Linked DNA regions of Homo sapiens: region 1 is linked to region 2. Evidence: chromatin loops called from intact Hi-C (ENCODE). Cell type or tissue: GM12878. All regions are shown on one strand. Links, peaks and the distances in the headings refer to the core of each region. The heading gives the core; the rest is flanking DNA.

Region 1 (8,341 bases), core at 302-8,301, 78 kb after region 2:
ATGAAAGCATAGTAACAAGTATATAGTAACCTAATTTGTGTAAATTAGTATACCACAGTGTATTTTGGTAGTGGGCTAGGGGGAGAACTAGTGTTGTCTTAAAACCTTCTGATAATAATATGATTCCTATTAACTTCCTATGAGCATTTTGCAAGAAAGTCAAGCAAACCACTTGCATAAAAATTTTTTAACTTTTTTCATTAGTTCTGTGAGTAAAAATGCTCAGGCACACTCTGCATTCTCAGTTAATAGATGAAATAGATAACCGCTGCAAAAATATGAGGAGGATCATTCCATTTCTTAGTGGAAAAGGTATGGTGAAATCATCAACATTTCATCATTCGATCTGCTTGAGATGTGTTGAACAGGTTGACTTCCTACATCTCCTAGCGGGTTAAGCGGGCAATGTGCCGCAAACAGGTACAACAGAGAAGGCATCCGGACACACGTCAGTCTATCCTTTCTTATATTCCAATTATTTTCCAGTTCACATTATGGGAAAATTTGATATACATTGCATTGACTCTGAACATCACTTAGGACAGTACCCAAAGCACTTACAGTTTTGACAAATGGAAGAAGGAGGAAAAAGAAAGGAGAAGAGTTTGAAGACAGAAGAAATTAAGGAAAGTAAACTAAAGCAATTGAAACTATTTGGCAATCCTTTCCCTCTCAACTCTAAGTCTTATTCTAAATTAGGGGTTTTCTAGATATACAATCATGTCATCTGCAAACAGGGACAATTTGACTTCCTCTTTTCCTAATTGAACACCCTAAATTAGGAAAGTTAAACACCTAAAATGTCAACACTTTCATTTAAAGAATGTGGGAGAGCCGGGTGCAGTGGTTCACACCTATAATCCTAGCACTTTAGGAGGCCGAGGCAGGTAGATTGCTTGAGCTCATGAATTTGAGACCAGCCTGAGCAACATGGAAAAACCCTGTCTCTACAAAAAATACAAAAACTAGCCAGGCATGGTGGCACCTGCTTGTAGTCCCAGCTGCTCAGGAGGCTCAGGTGGGAAGGTCACTTGAGCCTGGGGGATCAAGGCTGCAGTTAGCTAAGATCGCACCACTGCACTCCAGCCTGGGCTTTAACAAAGCAAGACCCTGTCTCAAAAAAAAAAAAAAAAAAACCTGGGAAAGATCCCATAGATCTGAATTTAGATACCTGGGGGTGTGAGATGGGGAAGCATAACACATGTATTTTACAATGATAGTTGTTTTACTCTGTTTACTAAATGCCAGTCAGAAGTGTTTCCCTGTGTCCCATGCTAAGTAATAACACAGATTGATGTCTGTGGTCATGTTGCTGCAGTATTCTCAGAGATGCAGCTACAACCGGGGTTCAGTAGCAGATCAGCTGCTCAGACAGAGGAGACCATATTTGCCCTAATTTGTAACAAATTTTTCGGCCACTCATTCTGCGACTCTCTGAGTAATCTTGACTCAACTTCCCATACCTAATAACCCAATAACAGAAACTACCTTAAGACAATGCATAGTATCATAATTGTGCCTACAGTTTTTTAAAAAAACAAATTAAGTAGACAATTTAAAGTTTATTGAAGTCTTTGAGTTATCATTTACTCAAATACACACAAATTATTGATCTGAAGAATAATTTCTCAGGGAGCTGATAGAGATCATAATGAAAGTTATACAGGCCAAGAAACACAATAATAAACTATCAGAAAAAGAACTTGGTAAGTACCGTATCTTTCCACTTGCTGTGTGCATTAAAGTTATACTTTTTTAGTCCATTTAGTTGTTTTCAATTTAAAAGAGATGCAATCTGTGGGTTATAAAATACAAAAACAGCTTTGGACCACATCTCTAGCATAGTAGGAAGAACACAAATGAAACTGACAGATGCCGCGGGGCGCGGTGGCTCACGCCTGTAATCCCAGCACTCTGGGAGGCCGAAGCTGGCGGATCACGAGGTCAGGAGATCGAGACCATCCTGGCTAACATGGTGAAACCCCGTCTCTACTAAAAATACAAAAAAATTAGCTGGGCGTGATGGCGGGCGCCTGTAGTCCCAGCTACTTGGGAGGCTGAGGCAGGAGAATGGCGTGAACCCGGGAGGCGGAGCTTGCACTGAGCCCAGATTGCCCCACTGCACTCCGGCCTGGGCGACAGAGCGAGACTCCGTCTCAAAAAAAAAAAAAAAAAAAAAAGAATCAGGTTCCTCCTGGACGCTGCCTGCTGATGTGCCTACCTAACTGGCCACACTCAGCTCTGAGGCAATGGCTGGTAGGAGCAGTCTCACACTCACCTTGTAACTCTGCACTGACAACGCAGCCAGCCCTATGGTTTGTGACATCGAATATGAGAAAAGGGACCTCCAAGTGACTCGAAAATCAGGATGTTCCATAAAAATCCTCAATTATTCTTTCCAAGAAGAGGAAAAAGTAATAGGCAAAGAGAAGAACATCAGTGGCGGAATGAGAGCTTAGCATTTTGCTGTTTTGGAAAGTGATATCTCTTCTTATAATTTGTCTATAAAAATGATTAGCTTTGGGTCATAGGCCCCTTTAATGATCTGCTGAAAGCTTTGGATACCAGAAAAACATAGTAGACATAAAATTCTGCTGCTTCCCATTCCCTGACCTCAAGTCAAGACACTTCGATTTAGATGTCTGTGAAGAACCCTTCTAAAACTAGCAAGCCTAATATTTTCAGTTACAAAATTTGATCAGAATGAGTTCCATGAGAAGCCTTCATTGGCCAACAAATGGAAAAACAAGGGGTTTAGCCTGAGAAAGTAAAGAAAAGAGACTACAGTTCAATTTTATGGATGTTTTATTTCAGACTTAAATTCAATTTTTCAAATGATGACTCTTTGGGATTAATATAGGCATCCGATCACTGCAACTTTAGTCTCCCAATGCACCAATGCCATTTCTTAGAGAAGAATTTCTATTTTCCTGATAGAAGCAAAGAGGTTGTATTTGGGGTTCAGAGGATAATGTTAATGCTGAATGACACAGGAAAAAAACAGCAACAACCATATTATTTAGAAGTTGACCACATATCTTGCTGCTTGAATATTTGCAACTTGCTAAGGAATGCAATGTAGCAAGTCATAGACTAATAACTCAGCAACTGCAAATTATTGTTCAAAAATGACCCCCAAAAATCTTAGTACCAAGGTTATCAAAGAGAAGCAAATAATAATAATAATAAATAAATAAAATTTTTAAAAATGACTCCCAAAATCTTTGCTCATATAAGTGGAATTTTAGCTTATGTGAATTAACTTAAAAATCTTTATTAAGTTCTAAGTTTTCTAACACACTGCACTAGACACCGAGGTGATATAACAGTATATAGTTCACTATGGAAGAGTACAACCGAAAGGGAAAAAATAAAGCTCAGGATTTTAAGCTTATCACAAAAACAGGGTAAGATGGATAGGATGATCTTGCAAAAAGACATATGGAAAAATCATACACTACATTTGTCCCTGACACATTGTACAGCAACAGCTATACAATTACCTCTACGGACGTTGCTGATTGCTGTCTTTGTGTACATGGAGCATCAAGAAGTCATATCCAGAAGATATCCAAGTACCACTAGTGAAAGGAAACCCACTGCTGCCCTGGGAGGTAGAGGATGGATGATGGTCACCACTCATTGGTGATAGTGAAAGGCTCTGTGCAGATAAGATATGGTCAGTCAAGCTTGTTGTCCATCTTTCTGGTGACTAGTTCTAGATTATAATAGTCTGCTGAGACATACTAAGCCCACTAGTCCATGATTCAGTACTTGGGTCTTTATGGGAATGACCACACTGCTAGAAGACAGAGAAGCAGCATTGGCATCTAAGAAGTCACAAGCTGAAGACTAGAAGACCCAGCCACACAGGTGGCGTTCTTGTAGCTTCTTCCTCTCAATGGTTAGGACTTTGAAAAAGAGAGAATATTGGGAAAGTGAACAGCTAACTATGAAGAGGTACGTGGTGAATAGGATATTTTCTGTTTGATGCCTTTAGGTAATGCAGGAATGGACTTTGGGTAGGGTTGGAGTACATGTCATGAGGACAAGAACATCTTGGAGACTATTAAGCAGTCTCTAAACTTAGTATAGGACAGTAAAGAAAGCAATGCTTATATAAAACCATGAAACCAGTTGTCATAAAGGTCTGCAGTAATGTCATGGGAAAAAGAATAGTGGGAGAGGAGCCATGAGATTCCTACAGAAAACAACTGGAAAATGTTCCCAAAGTAATACTCTCAAGGGTCTTTTAGTTGTATAGGCCCAGGCCAGAGCATGGGAACTTGAGAATAAGGTGGTAAATACAATCTCATAATAATTACTGGGATTTAGTGTATTCCAGAGAAATATCTGTAAGGAAAGGAGGTAAAGAAATACCCCTCACCTGTGTGAAAATCCATGCACCTAGATGGTAATGAGGACACAGAGGCATTCGAAAAAGAATTAAATAAGAGGAAAAGAAATCATATTATTGATGAAATAGATATTAACAAACTATCTGGCCAAATGGAAGAAATGAGAGATATGTTCCTAATTTAGTATACAATGCTGGCACAGAGGCACGAAACAGTTATGATGGGAAACTTCTACTGCGTTTGATTGGAGACTAAACTAAAAGCAGAAAGTCTGGCAAGTTACTGCCTGCACTGAATTTTTCTTTACAGAGAGAGGAAGTAACCAGGGGAACTGCTACTTGGAGAGATACCAGCTAGTGAAGTGAAATAATGAACCTTGGGTGAAATCAATGATGTCATGAGAGAACATGGCAGAAACCCTCTTAACCACCCTCCACTCATCCAAGGCTTTTCACTCTGTAAAATATGCTTTAGAAAGTTTTGATAAAGAGTTTCTAAAAATAATTACTGTTAAATTACATGTAGGTAAAACAACTATAAATACAGATCTAGATGGATTCTGTCATCAGATTTCTTTACAAGGTCTTGCCCAACTTAAAAGAAATTAAGACTGAAAATTATAGATGATGCAAAAATGACAATATGGAACTGCAAGCAATCTTTAAAAAAAGACCTTAGCCCTAGGTCAAAGAGTAGCGAGTGAATATATTTGTTTCATTAACATATTTTAAGTTAAAAGATTCAAGATATGTGTATCTTTTAATGATTTGCTACTTTAACGGTCTTTTGGTTAATTGTCCCACTCCATTCCAACAGCAATAGACAAAAGACATTTACCCTGACATTTCTGATAGCCAGATAGAGAGTCGCTGAAAATATGACAAGAAAGCATGGACTTCAAGAAGGCAGATTTCAAAAGAATCAGCAGAAACAGCATCATGACTCTGTGGGAAGAGCGTTCTGAATGAGAGTCAAATAGCATCCATCTGTCCGCAGACTATGGACAATTTTGTCTGTATAGTCACAGATGGTGATTCCACCAAGGAAGGAAGGATGGAGGTTCCTACATAGTTCTATTATGACCTGATTTCAAAGCGCTGGGATTAAAAAAAAAAAAGAAAGAGGGGCTCCTCAAGAACAAATGCAAGAGAGTTTTGGGTCTCTCCAAAAACAGGGACAGATAGATTGAGACCTATAATTTGTAAGAACAACAAGAAGCATTCTAATGGTTATGTTAGGCACAAAAGGAACACAAGGGAGAAATAAGCCAGATGTTTGGCACCAATGACATCATGTTGCTGGAATAACAAAGTGAAAGGAGAACTGCTCCCCTATTACTTTCGCAATTACTTCTCTTCCAAGAATAGTGATTTTCAGACTTAAAATAGTAGACTAAATATGGTTACAGAAAAAGGAAGCTGAGGATTAGTAAAGAGATTTAAAGTGAGCCTTGAGATGCTATAAAATAACAACAATCCAGCATGCTGAGAAAATTTACAAATAAGAATGCTAAACTATTGTTAACCTGTGGGAGTGCTGGAAGAGTTGAATGGACAATTGTAGATCTGATTCTCAAAAAGAGGAAAGAGGAAGGATGAATGGAAATGTATGCAGATTTATTTACGCCTTGGAGCTTAACTGTAATACCAGGAAAGATTATGGAGTTGACAGTAATGGGAAGTCTTGAAATTTCATGATAAAAAATTAGATCATAAATAGTAACTGTTTCTAAACTAAAAGTTGCTATCAAATTTATTGGAGAAATAATAGAGATATTTTCTTTTAAAAAGCAGAATAAAAACTAGAATACCTGCTATTGGGAGTGGAAGGCCACATTCTCCACTCTTCATATTTTCATAAAAAGAAATCTGGAACAACAGGAAGAAAAAGCTGCCTTAAAAGGAGTACATGGTTCAAAACAAAGAAATGCATTGTTTCGGGAGGCCAAGGCGGATGGATCACCTGAGGTCGGGAGTTTGAGACCAGCCTGACCAACATGGAGAAACCTTGTCTCTACTAAAAATACAAAATTAGCTGGGCGTGGTGGTGCATGCCTATAATCCCAGCTACTCAGGAGGCTGAGGCAAGAGAATCTCTTGAACCCAGGAGGTAGAGGTTGTGGTGAGCCAAGACCGCGCCATTGCACTCCAGCCTGGGCAACAAGAGCAAAACTCCATCTCAAAAAGAAAAGAAAAGAAAAGAAATGCATTGTTTCTCCTACCTTGCTTTCTGTTGGATCAAATGACATGTAGTCCAAGTCTTTGAGATCTTTGTAAAAGTATGACAGCTCTTGTACTCAAATGACTTTAAGAAGGTTAAGTAGACAAATTGCATTAGTGATAGAAAGCGATGCTATGAAGGTAGGGTGCTGTAGTAAAAAGGGGTTTGGCTTCAGACACAGAAGAACAAATAATGTATTATTTAGCGGTATGAGGTACACAGAGCAGGCAAATTCATAGATGGAAAGTGAAATAGAGGTTACCAGGGTCTGGGAGGAGAAGGAATGGGGAGTTATTTAATGAGCACAAAGTTTATGTTGGCGATGATGAAAACATTTTGGGAGTAGATAGTGGTGACGGTTATACAATATTGTGAATATAGTTAATGCTGCTGAATTGCAAGTTGCCAATGTTTAACATGATAAATATGTATATTTTCCAGCAATAATTTCTTAAAAGGCCTGGCTTTGACCAAATAATCCTGGGTTTGAAGCCCAGATTCCTGTATATTGAACCCCCCTTCCTATACAGACAGGAGCCTTGTGCTGACCAGGGGCCAGAGGCCAGAGAGAGCTGGCTGGGCCTAGGCAAGAGGAAGTGGCAGAGGACTTGGCACAGGAGCTAAGTGTGAGCCAAGGGGTGGTGCAGAAATTAGGAAGAATTCAGTCCTGGCACAATTCACTAACAAAATAACTGTCCAAATATGAATTGACTGGCTTCAGGAGATAGTGAGTTTCTTATTACTGGAGGTATTGAAAGCTGCTTACCCCCTTGGTAAGGGCATTCAAGCATGAAGTTATCTTTAATGACCTTTAAATTCCCTTCCAAAAGAGCAAGCACGTGATGTTTATTCCTTTACCATAATCTCCTTAAACTATAAGACATACAGAAATGTCCCCCAAATGTTCCACTTCCAGCAAAATGGAAAAATAATGGAGAAAAAGAACTCTCAAATTATTTATTCAACCTACTCCCAGATAAGCATATTGGGATATTCAAAAATAGGAAATAAAAAAAAAATCCTTAGGAATAAGAATTATAGTCATTATATAAGCTTATGAATTTGTTTTCAAGAGTTTCTTAGATATATATGGTACTTAGAAAGAGCTAATTCCAGCACATTTCTATCTGAAACAGGTCTAGACTCAATTAACTCCTGTTCAAAGCATATATGTATTCATTTATTCATTCATGCCACAAGCAAGTTGACCTTAATAGGACAGATATCCTGGAACACAAAAAGGGTAGGAAAATGAATAAGATAAAACTTCTGCTACCAGGAGTCCAGACTAGTTACTGTGTTCCAAGAGGTTAGAAATTCAGTGTGGCTGATATATTATGCATCTATGATGGCCTTTCTTTTTAAAACTGTAATTTTAAAAAATTATTCACATTTTGACACCTAAGAAATAATTCTAAGAAAGTGATCAGAGATTCATATAAATATTTATGCATTAGGATGTTCACTAAAATATTATTTATAATAATGAAAATTTTAAAATGACCTAAATGTCCAACAAGAAGAGAATGGTTAAATAAATTACAGGATATACGACAGCCAGCATCCTCCACAGCCAATAAAACTTAAGATTTCGGAGACTATTTAATGATAAGGGAAATGTTTACAATATAATGTGGAGTGGCAGTATACCGATTTGTACAAAATATGACCCAAATTTTGTTTTTTATGTGTGTGGATATGTTTATATGAAACATTGAAAAGAGAAAGAGAAAGAAGAGAAAGGAAATAGATACTTATATTAC
Region 2 (8,341 bases), core at 124-8,123:
CACACGATGCGGTAGGCATTACTAGTTGACCTGTCCAATGTTCTCTGCCCTATGAAGCTTTGAACACTAAGGTTATTCTCTTTCCCACACTCTCAGTTGGTCTTATCTTCCTCTGGAACTACTGATACCTTATTCTTAGGACAACAAGAAGAAAGATAAGTTTATTTTTGTTTTTATTCTGGCAGACACAGAACTGACTTGAGGCTTCACCTCTGATATTCTGGAAATGTTGTTTCTTCTAATACAATAAAAATGCAACGGTGTCTTCAGAAGATGCATGTAATAGATGCCACCTGGGGACTTTAACTGAGTTCAAATTAGTTTTTTTTGTTTGTTTGTTTATGTATTTTTGGTTTACAGATTCAATTTCTATTTTCAATTAAATAAAATTCCCAGAAGCAAGCAACTGCAATTGCAATTTCAGAATCTAGATTGCCTACATTTACAAGAGACACTTTTACCTTCTGGAGCAAAACAAAATATGTCTGATCCTTCCTCTACGTGACAAAAGATATTTGAAGATTTTTTTCCTCCCTTCAACCACTGTCAGGTTAAACATAACCCAGTTTTCTCAGTCATATGACCTGGTTGCCAGACCTCTTACTATTCAAGCACTGGACATACTCTAGTATGACCAGCAATAAGCAGTAAGAGCAGAGATCTAGGTATTCATTGGTTTAATAGCTTAATTAGCTATTGTGACCTTAAATAGCTTTGTGACTTTAAATATACTTCTTAATTTCCATGAACCTCAGTGTCATCTGAAAAATGGAGATAAAATTTGTTCCTCCTTAGTATTGTCATAGGGATCGAAAGAGCATACATTAAACACTCAGTGTATTACCTGGCATTCAATAATTGGTTGCTAGTATTGTTACTTTCTAAAATCCCTCTTCAAATGTAGCAGGAGAAACTGAATATATAATCCTTTAGTTGTCAGGCTCTTTAATACACAACAATTACGAGCTTGAGCTTTGGAGTTAAACATTCAGGATTGAATTCTGAGTCCACCACTTGATAACTGCCTACCTCTAGGCAATCTCCTTTAGCTATCTAAATCTTGGTTTCCTACGGACAATAATGCTGTTTAACTAAAAGGATTGTTGTCAGCCTTCACACAGTGCTTGGCACACGGTAAGTGCTCAATAAATATTAGCAATGTGAGCTATCATTAGTATTTTATCATTATAATTGGCAATCATACTTCTGACAAACTATAACGTACAAACCATTTCATTTTTATTTTCTTCCTCTAGGAGCTATATAACAGCCAATAAACACTTTATAGGTACATTATTCTAGTCTGTGAACAAGTGTGAATTACACATTTGAATAGGGTGAATTTAGAGGAAGCTGTTATCTTCCCTGACATTATTCCAGTAACGGAAGCCACTTCATTGTGAGAGGAAGAGTCTGCAGAGGTGAAGAAATGTTGTTTGGGTTCTTTTGTTAAGTCACTTCTTCAAAAGTGATGGTAAGTGTTACAGTCACCAAGGTGACTGTAAAAAAAAATACGTAAAATGAAAATAGATGCATTAAAAAATAATATTTTATTCACAAACTAGACATCTAACAAAGGTCTAATATTCAGAACCTTTAAGGAACTTAATTGAACAAGCAAAAAACAAATAATCGCATTAAAAATGGGCAAAAGACATGAATAGACAATTCTCAGAAGAAGACATACAAACGGCCAACAAACATATTTTAAGAATGCATATGTACCCTAAAACTTAAAGTATAATAATAATAAAAGAAAAAAAAAACATTGGCAGCATTTATAAGAACTAACTAGTTATAAGTAGTTCACTAAGAATGACCTCATCACAGGTTTTAGCTGAAACAATATAAAACTAAAGAGGTCAAAAAAAAAAAAAAAAAGAATGCTCAGTATCACTAATCATCAGAGAAATGCAAATCAAAATCACAATGTGATACCATCTCACACCAGTCAGAATGGCTATTACTAAAAAGTCAAAAAATAACAGATGCTGGTGAGGTGCAGAGAAAAGGGAATGCTTATACATGGTAGATAGGAATGTAAGTTAGTTCAGCCACTGTGGAAAGCAGTCTGGAATCAGCCTTGGTGCCCATCAACAGTGGGCTGGGCAAAGAAAATGTGGTATATATACACAATGGGATACTACACAGCTATTAAAAAAAGAACAAAATCATGTCCTTTGTAGCAACATGGAGGAAGCTGAAGGCCATTATAAGCAAATTAACACAGGAGCAGAAAACCAAATACCTCATGTTCTCACTTATAAGTGGGAGCCACACATTGAGTACCAATGGACATATAGATGGCAACAATACACGGGACTATAGAGGTGGGGGAAGGGTACAGAGTTGAAAAACCTAACTATTGTATACTATGCTCAGTACTTGGGTAACGAGACCATTCATACCCCAAACCTCAGCATCACACAGTATACCAATGTAACAAATCTGCACACGTACCCCCAAATCTAAAACAAGCTGAAAAAAAATAATTTTTAAACAAAAAGAAAGGATGCTTAATGGGTCACAGCCAACAAAACAGTGACTTAAATAATGGCATCATGCAACACATTTCACTTTGTCTGGTCAGTCTCAGTCAGAAATCTAACTGCTAAGATTGATTTTCATTAATCATCCAAATAATAAGCCAAAAATACTGTTTTATGTAAAGGAAGGCTTAAACACAAATGATAGTAGGCGATGAGGAGCATGAGAAAAAAAGTTGTAAAGCTGATGGAAAATGAAAAATAAACAAGTAACTGCACAGATAGTCAAAAAAGAAAGCAAAATCTTCCAAAGAAATTGCCTTTGCTGTTAACAAGTAAAATAGACCTTTCTCCTAAACAATCCGGAATGCTTTATTAACTATTCTTATCATTTCCAGATGCTTTTTCAAATGATGACCTACTTCCCATGCTCCTTTATTCAGTTAAAAAAAAATGAGTATGTGCTTACTACACCCCTACACTCAGTACTAATGGCTGAGATGTAATAGTAGATGGGCATAGACTTGGCTTCTAGGAACTCCTAGTTTTAGGAGTCAGATAAATAAATAGTCAATGATGACATGATGTGATTAGAACTGTGATGGAAGTAAGGACAGGTACGAGAGAAGGAAGGACAGATGAATGGACAGATAGAAGAAAATTGTGGGGCTTTCACCTACCTGAAAGATTAAGAAAGGTGTTCTGGTGGAAATGACATTTAACCTAAGGCCTTCAGAAAATCAAATTTAGGAGTCCAAAAGTGAGCTATTGGCTTAGGATTTAGTTCTAAGGGCTGAAAGATGCAGAGGGAATTGAAAATAGTGTTATAATTCTAGGATGTGTTCTTTGGAGGAAAGTTAAGAAGACACGAAATGTAATTTTAAGATGATAATGTGTAACAATCCACTTAACCCAACTGTCAGCTCCCTATAATAATATTTCAATTTCAAATCTGTTCCCTTCTCTTAAGTTATGAAATTCACATTTCCAGAGACATCTAAATTAGATCATAAGTTTCTTAGATTCCTGACCTGGTAAAAAATATACATGGTATGAAGAGAACAGTACTGTGTTCATTTAAAGCCACCAAATATGGAACTAGAAATCAGAAGAAAACCAGAGATGGCAAAATTTAGACCAATGGCAACTCACTCATCTATGCTGGTAATTTCACTACCCTTCATCCTGACCAAACCCAATCATAAATGTCAATCAGCCTATCTCAAAATTAGTGATATTTAGAACTTCACCTAGCAATTCTAGAAAGCTTTTGGCTTGCAAGGTATCTATGAAAGAAAGAGTGGAAGTTTTGCACCCCTTTCATCTAATCAAAATTCAAAATTTCTTCCCCCTTCTATTGTTATTCATTTATGAGCACAGATGTGCAAAAACCAATTCATTTTAAAGTCAAATACTAAATATGATGACTTACATCTGTACAAAAATCTGAAGTGCAGTACCGATACTAATGCGGTGACATCAGCAAGGCCAAACAGGAAGCTGAGGTATAGCCCCCATCACACACAGACACTCTCTCTCGGTCTCTCTCTCTCTCTCTCTCACACACACACACCCCTACACACAAACACACACACACACACACCCCAAAAGTGTCTCAGCTATAATATTGCATTCACTTAACGAATAGCCTTATTGCAAAACTTTGTGGTTTGTGACTAGGGTCTATTGTGCCAGGAAAAATATCTCCCTCTGTGCATGTTAAGCTTCTTCTGACAAGAAGCACTAGAAAGATACAAACCACCTATGTTCTTAGCAAGAATGACTCATTATTATTGGCACAAGGAGAATACAACTTTGTGGTAAGGCTTTTTGTTCTCAACTTGAAAATACCTAATCTGATATCCTAAAGCCTGGAGAAGAAAAAAAGAAGGATATCTTCAACTATTATCCTCCTCACTAGGGATTTAAGAAGGAAAGGACAATGGCTAAGGTGTGTGATAAGGTTACATCCTGCTTGACCCACCGTGTTTCCTGGAACAGAACCACTTGGGCTTGGGCCCGAGTTCACTTAAAGTGAGATGGAATGAGGCAAAATGATGTTCCTGATCTATTTTCTATTTCTTTTATTCCACTTATCCTGGAAAGTCAGGAGGAAATCATCCTCAAACTCTCCTCTGTTAACTGAGTGGGATAGCCTTACAAATTGAGTTTGGTTTATAAGCAATGACTGTGTTTTCGGTTTGTTTTGCCCCCAGCATCTAAGACAATGTTCTGGACACAGTAGACCCTTACCTTAATAGAGGCTCTTTTGTTCCAGCTTTTGTCTACCCCGTCACTTAAAGTGTCCCGTGTCACACAACGGGACAGTGTGGCAGTCTAATAGTTTCTAGGGAAAGGTGGGGAAGGAAAAAACAACAAATGAAGAGAAGTCTCAGTTCCTTTCTTAGCTGGTGATTGCATGAGCCATGCCCTGATCTCCCACCAGAAAGGAACTTGGCAGGGAGGGGCTTTGTCTGGTAAGATGTGAAAATGGGTGCTTTGCTTTCATTGCTCCTTCCTAACTTCCAACTTCCTTCTTTTTTACCTCCTTTTCTAAGCCTCTTAAAATAGAAATGTCCCACTAACACCCAGACGTTGTTGACTTGCAATATGATTTGTGGTCTCCAAAAGAAAATGCTAAAAAATTGTTTTAAAAAATTCAGGTCAGATCAGGACTTCCCCAACCCCCTCAGCAACAGCCAGTATGGGAATCCAGTTAACAAAAGAAAATGCTGAAAGGAAAAAAAAATAAAGGCTAAGTACTTAAAACACAAAGAACTGGTAATAGATAAGTACCATGAATTTTTCAACCCCACCCCTGCAACATATCCCACAAAATTATTCTCAGCTGTACATTTGCATAAACCAAGAAAATTCTAGCTTTGGAGAACATTTATAGAGTACACAGTTTACCACAGGAACACCCTTTTGGGTTAAGGCACAACTTCATGTTTAAAAGCAGAGAAAAGACTTAACTTCTGCATCTCAATTGTCACCTGAGTTTCAATTGATGTAGCAGCTCATGTCCCTCTCAAGTAGATATCAAGAAATTATCCATGTCAAGTTCAGTAGGAAGTGAGTATCCTCAAATCATCTGTTCCTGAATAAGGAATGAGATTAGATTTTTTTTAAAAATATCAGCTAGTCAAACACAGGGCACACAGTATGCGTTTAATAAGTACCTGCTGACTGAGAAGACACATGGTACAGTAGTTTAGAACACGGGCTTGAAGTCGGCCTGCTTGGCTTTAAAATCTTGTCCTGATCACCAGCTGTCTTACCAGCTGCCCCAGAACCCTCGTCTATAAAATGGGCATGATGACAATAATAGTGCCTACCTCACAGGACTGCTGTGAGGATTAAATGAGTTAATACAGTGGCTTTCCAAGTAGGGTCCCCAGGCCAGTAGTATCAGCATCAGCATTACCTGAGAACATGTCAGAAATGCAAATTCTTAGGACCCACCCCAGGCCAGGGAATTCCAGTGCATATTCAAGCAAGGGAAACAGACTAAATAATTTTAGGCATATTGCTTTCCTCTGGGATTTTATGGTCATGTCTAAGGGAAAGGTGGTACATTGCCTCTCACTCGGACAGAAGAAGGGGATAAAAGTAGAAGAGAAGAGAGGTATTTTATCTTACTAGTGGAGATCATCCATGTACACCTACACACGGTACAGCTTACCAGAGTGAGCTCTTACGTAAAATTAGATCGTCCAGTATAAAAAGCGAAAGGGTCACACTGGAAATGCAAAACTCAGTAAAGAAAATGTATCTCAGTTGTGCTTGCTATTAGATTCAGGATTATTTTCAAAAAGGAAATCCCATGAAGAGTCTAGTTGTGGTCCTCTCACTAAAATATTATAAAGAGTTTAATTTTATCTTACAATTGCTAAGCACATTGTGACCATTCACTACTTTTATTTGCATTCACTACTTTTTTTTTTTTTGAGACAGAGTTTCACTCTGTTTCCCAAGCCGGAGTGCAGTGGCTCCATCTCGGCTCACTGCAACTCCACCTCCCATGTTCAAGCGATTCTCCTGCCTCAGCCTCCTGAGTAGCTGGGATTACAGTTGTGCGCCACCATGCCCGGCTAATTTTTGTATTTTTAGTAGAGATGGGTTTTCACCATGTTGGCCAGGCTAGTCTCAAACTCCTGACCTCAAATGACCCACCCACCTTGGCCTCCCAACGTGCTAGGATTACGGGCGTGAGCCACTGCGCTCGGCCCACCATTCACCACTTTTTTATTGTGCTGTTGAATATCACTTCAAACATTAAATTCATATTATAAAAATCATGAATCTTTACCAGTAATACAATTTGAGAAAAATAAAAATTAAGTTGCTGAAGCAAAATACCTTATGTTTAAAAGGAAGACCCTAGGCAACAACGATTCTCTAACTCTGAAGGGATGCTGTTTAAAATGTACGTTTCTGGGCTCCTTTCCTCAGAGATTCTAATTCGTAGGTCTGGAATAATGCCAGGGACTCTGAAATTTTAAAAGTCTCTTCCCCCCAACTCTGATTCCACACCAAGTCATTCAGAAGCAGTGGTTGATAGATTACAATATGCTAAAAGTTTTTATCTTTAAATAACCTTAAATGAGTAATATCTTCTGATTAAGCAAAGTCTTCAGAGCTAAGAGCTAATCCTTTATACATGGGAAAGGTTTAAACTCTCTTTGATAGAAAGCTTCCTAAAATGTATTCCACATTTCTCTATCATCTAACACATAACACGTAGGATATAATTTACTCTTGATGACTGAGGTTTGTTTATTATTGTTATGATTGATATGTGCTATAGTTGCCGGGAGCATTCAACAGAGTTGACTGAAACATGGATCCCTAAAATGGCTCTACAACTCGAAAAAGTTCTGAACGTCAGGTTTAGCTTTTGAGTCATTTCCCCCGCTGTCAAGGTGGCAAATATATAGCCCAAGAAGGTGGCTTTTGAGTCATTTCCCGCAAGGTCAAGGTGGTAAATGTGCAGCCTCAGAACCTCAAGGATAATGCGACAGAGCTGCAAAATGAATGGTTGCTCCAAAGATGGAAGCAGCCTTTGTAAAACTGCCTTAGTGACAGTTAACTTTTCAACATCATACAATTTTTGTTAACACCATGCAAAAACCTATGGTGTTCAGCAGCATAGCATACTCTATACCGTAACCAACCCTCTTACTGAAGAAAAGACATAGTGGATAAATTGCACTTCCAAAAGTTCTTTTGAATACCTCAATGAACTGGCAACAACGTAAGACCTGTTATAGATTGAATTGTATACCCCCCAAATTCATACGTTGAAATCTTGATTCCCCCAAATCTCAGAAAGTGTCCTTGTTTGGAAATACGGTCATTGCATATGTAATTAGTTTAGATGAGATCATTCTGGAATAGGATAAGCCCCCAATCCAATATGACTGGTGTCCTTATAAAAGAGGAAAATGTGCTAGCTGGGTGCAGTGGCTCATGCCTGTAATCCCAGTATTTTGGGAGGCCAAGGTGGGCAAATCACCTGAGGTCAGGAGTTCAAGACTAGCCTGGCCAACATGGTGAAACCCCGTCTCTACTAAAAATACAAAAATTAGCCAAGCATGGTGGTGTGTGCCTGTAATCCCAGCTGCTTGGGAGGCTGAGGCTGGAGAATCACTTGAACCTGGGAGGTGGAGGGTGCAATGAGCTGAGATCATGTCATTACACTCCAGCCTGGGTTACAAGATCAAAACTCTATCTCAAAAAAAAAAAAAAAAAAAAAAAAAAGAGGAAAATGTGGACACAGACACATACATAGGGAAAATGTCATGGGAGGATGAAGGCATGGATCAGAGTGATGCTTATATAAGCCAAGGAGA

Evidence for each region. A loop is a pair of places that touch in the nucleus more often than their neighbours do. Peaks named below come from ENCODE experiments on the same cell type or tissue, not always from the same donor. Only the 100,000 strongest peaks of a DNase experiment are listed, where the experiment ranks them.
Region 1: a loop joins it to region 2, with 2.0 times the contacts of the local background. A loop is called at or near these places in 5 of 110 quality-filtered maps.

Annotation. Positions count from the first base shown.
Region 1 is chr1:184,940,536-184,948,876 of GRCh38, forward strand. All of the region lies in intron 1 of NIBAN1 (niban apoptosis regulator 1), which reads right to left. LOC124904469 (a long non-coding RNA gene) reads right to left here and starts at 6,353. Exons shown (of 2, transcript XR_007066770.1): 1 at 6,169-6,353; 2 at 1-2,930. In GM12878, for the core only: no CTCF peak of the experiment used is centred there; DNase peaks (open chromatin) are centred at 1,366, 4,726 and 5,706; H3K4me3 peaks cover 590 bases; H3K27ac peaks cover 1,857 bases.
Region 2 is chr1:184,863,125-184,871,465 of GRCh38, forward strand. The region is part of intron 5 of NIBAN1 (niban apoptosis regulator 1); the gene reads right to left. Among named protein-coding and RNA genes, the nearest start is that of NIBAN1, 110 kb to the right of the region's middle. In GM12878, for the core only: no CTCF peak of the experiment used is centred there; a DNase peak (open chromatin) is centred at 3,987; H3K4me3 peaks cover 911 bases; H3K27ac peaks cover 2,426 bases.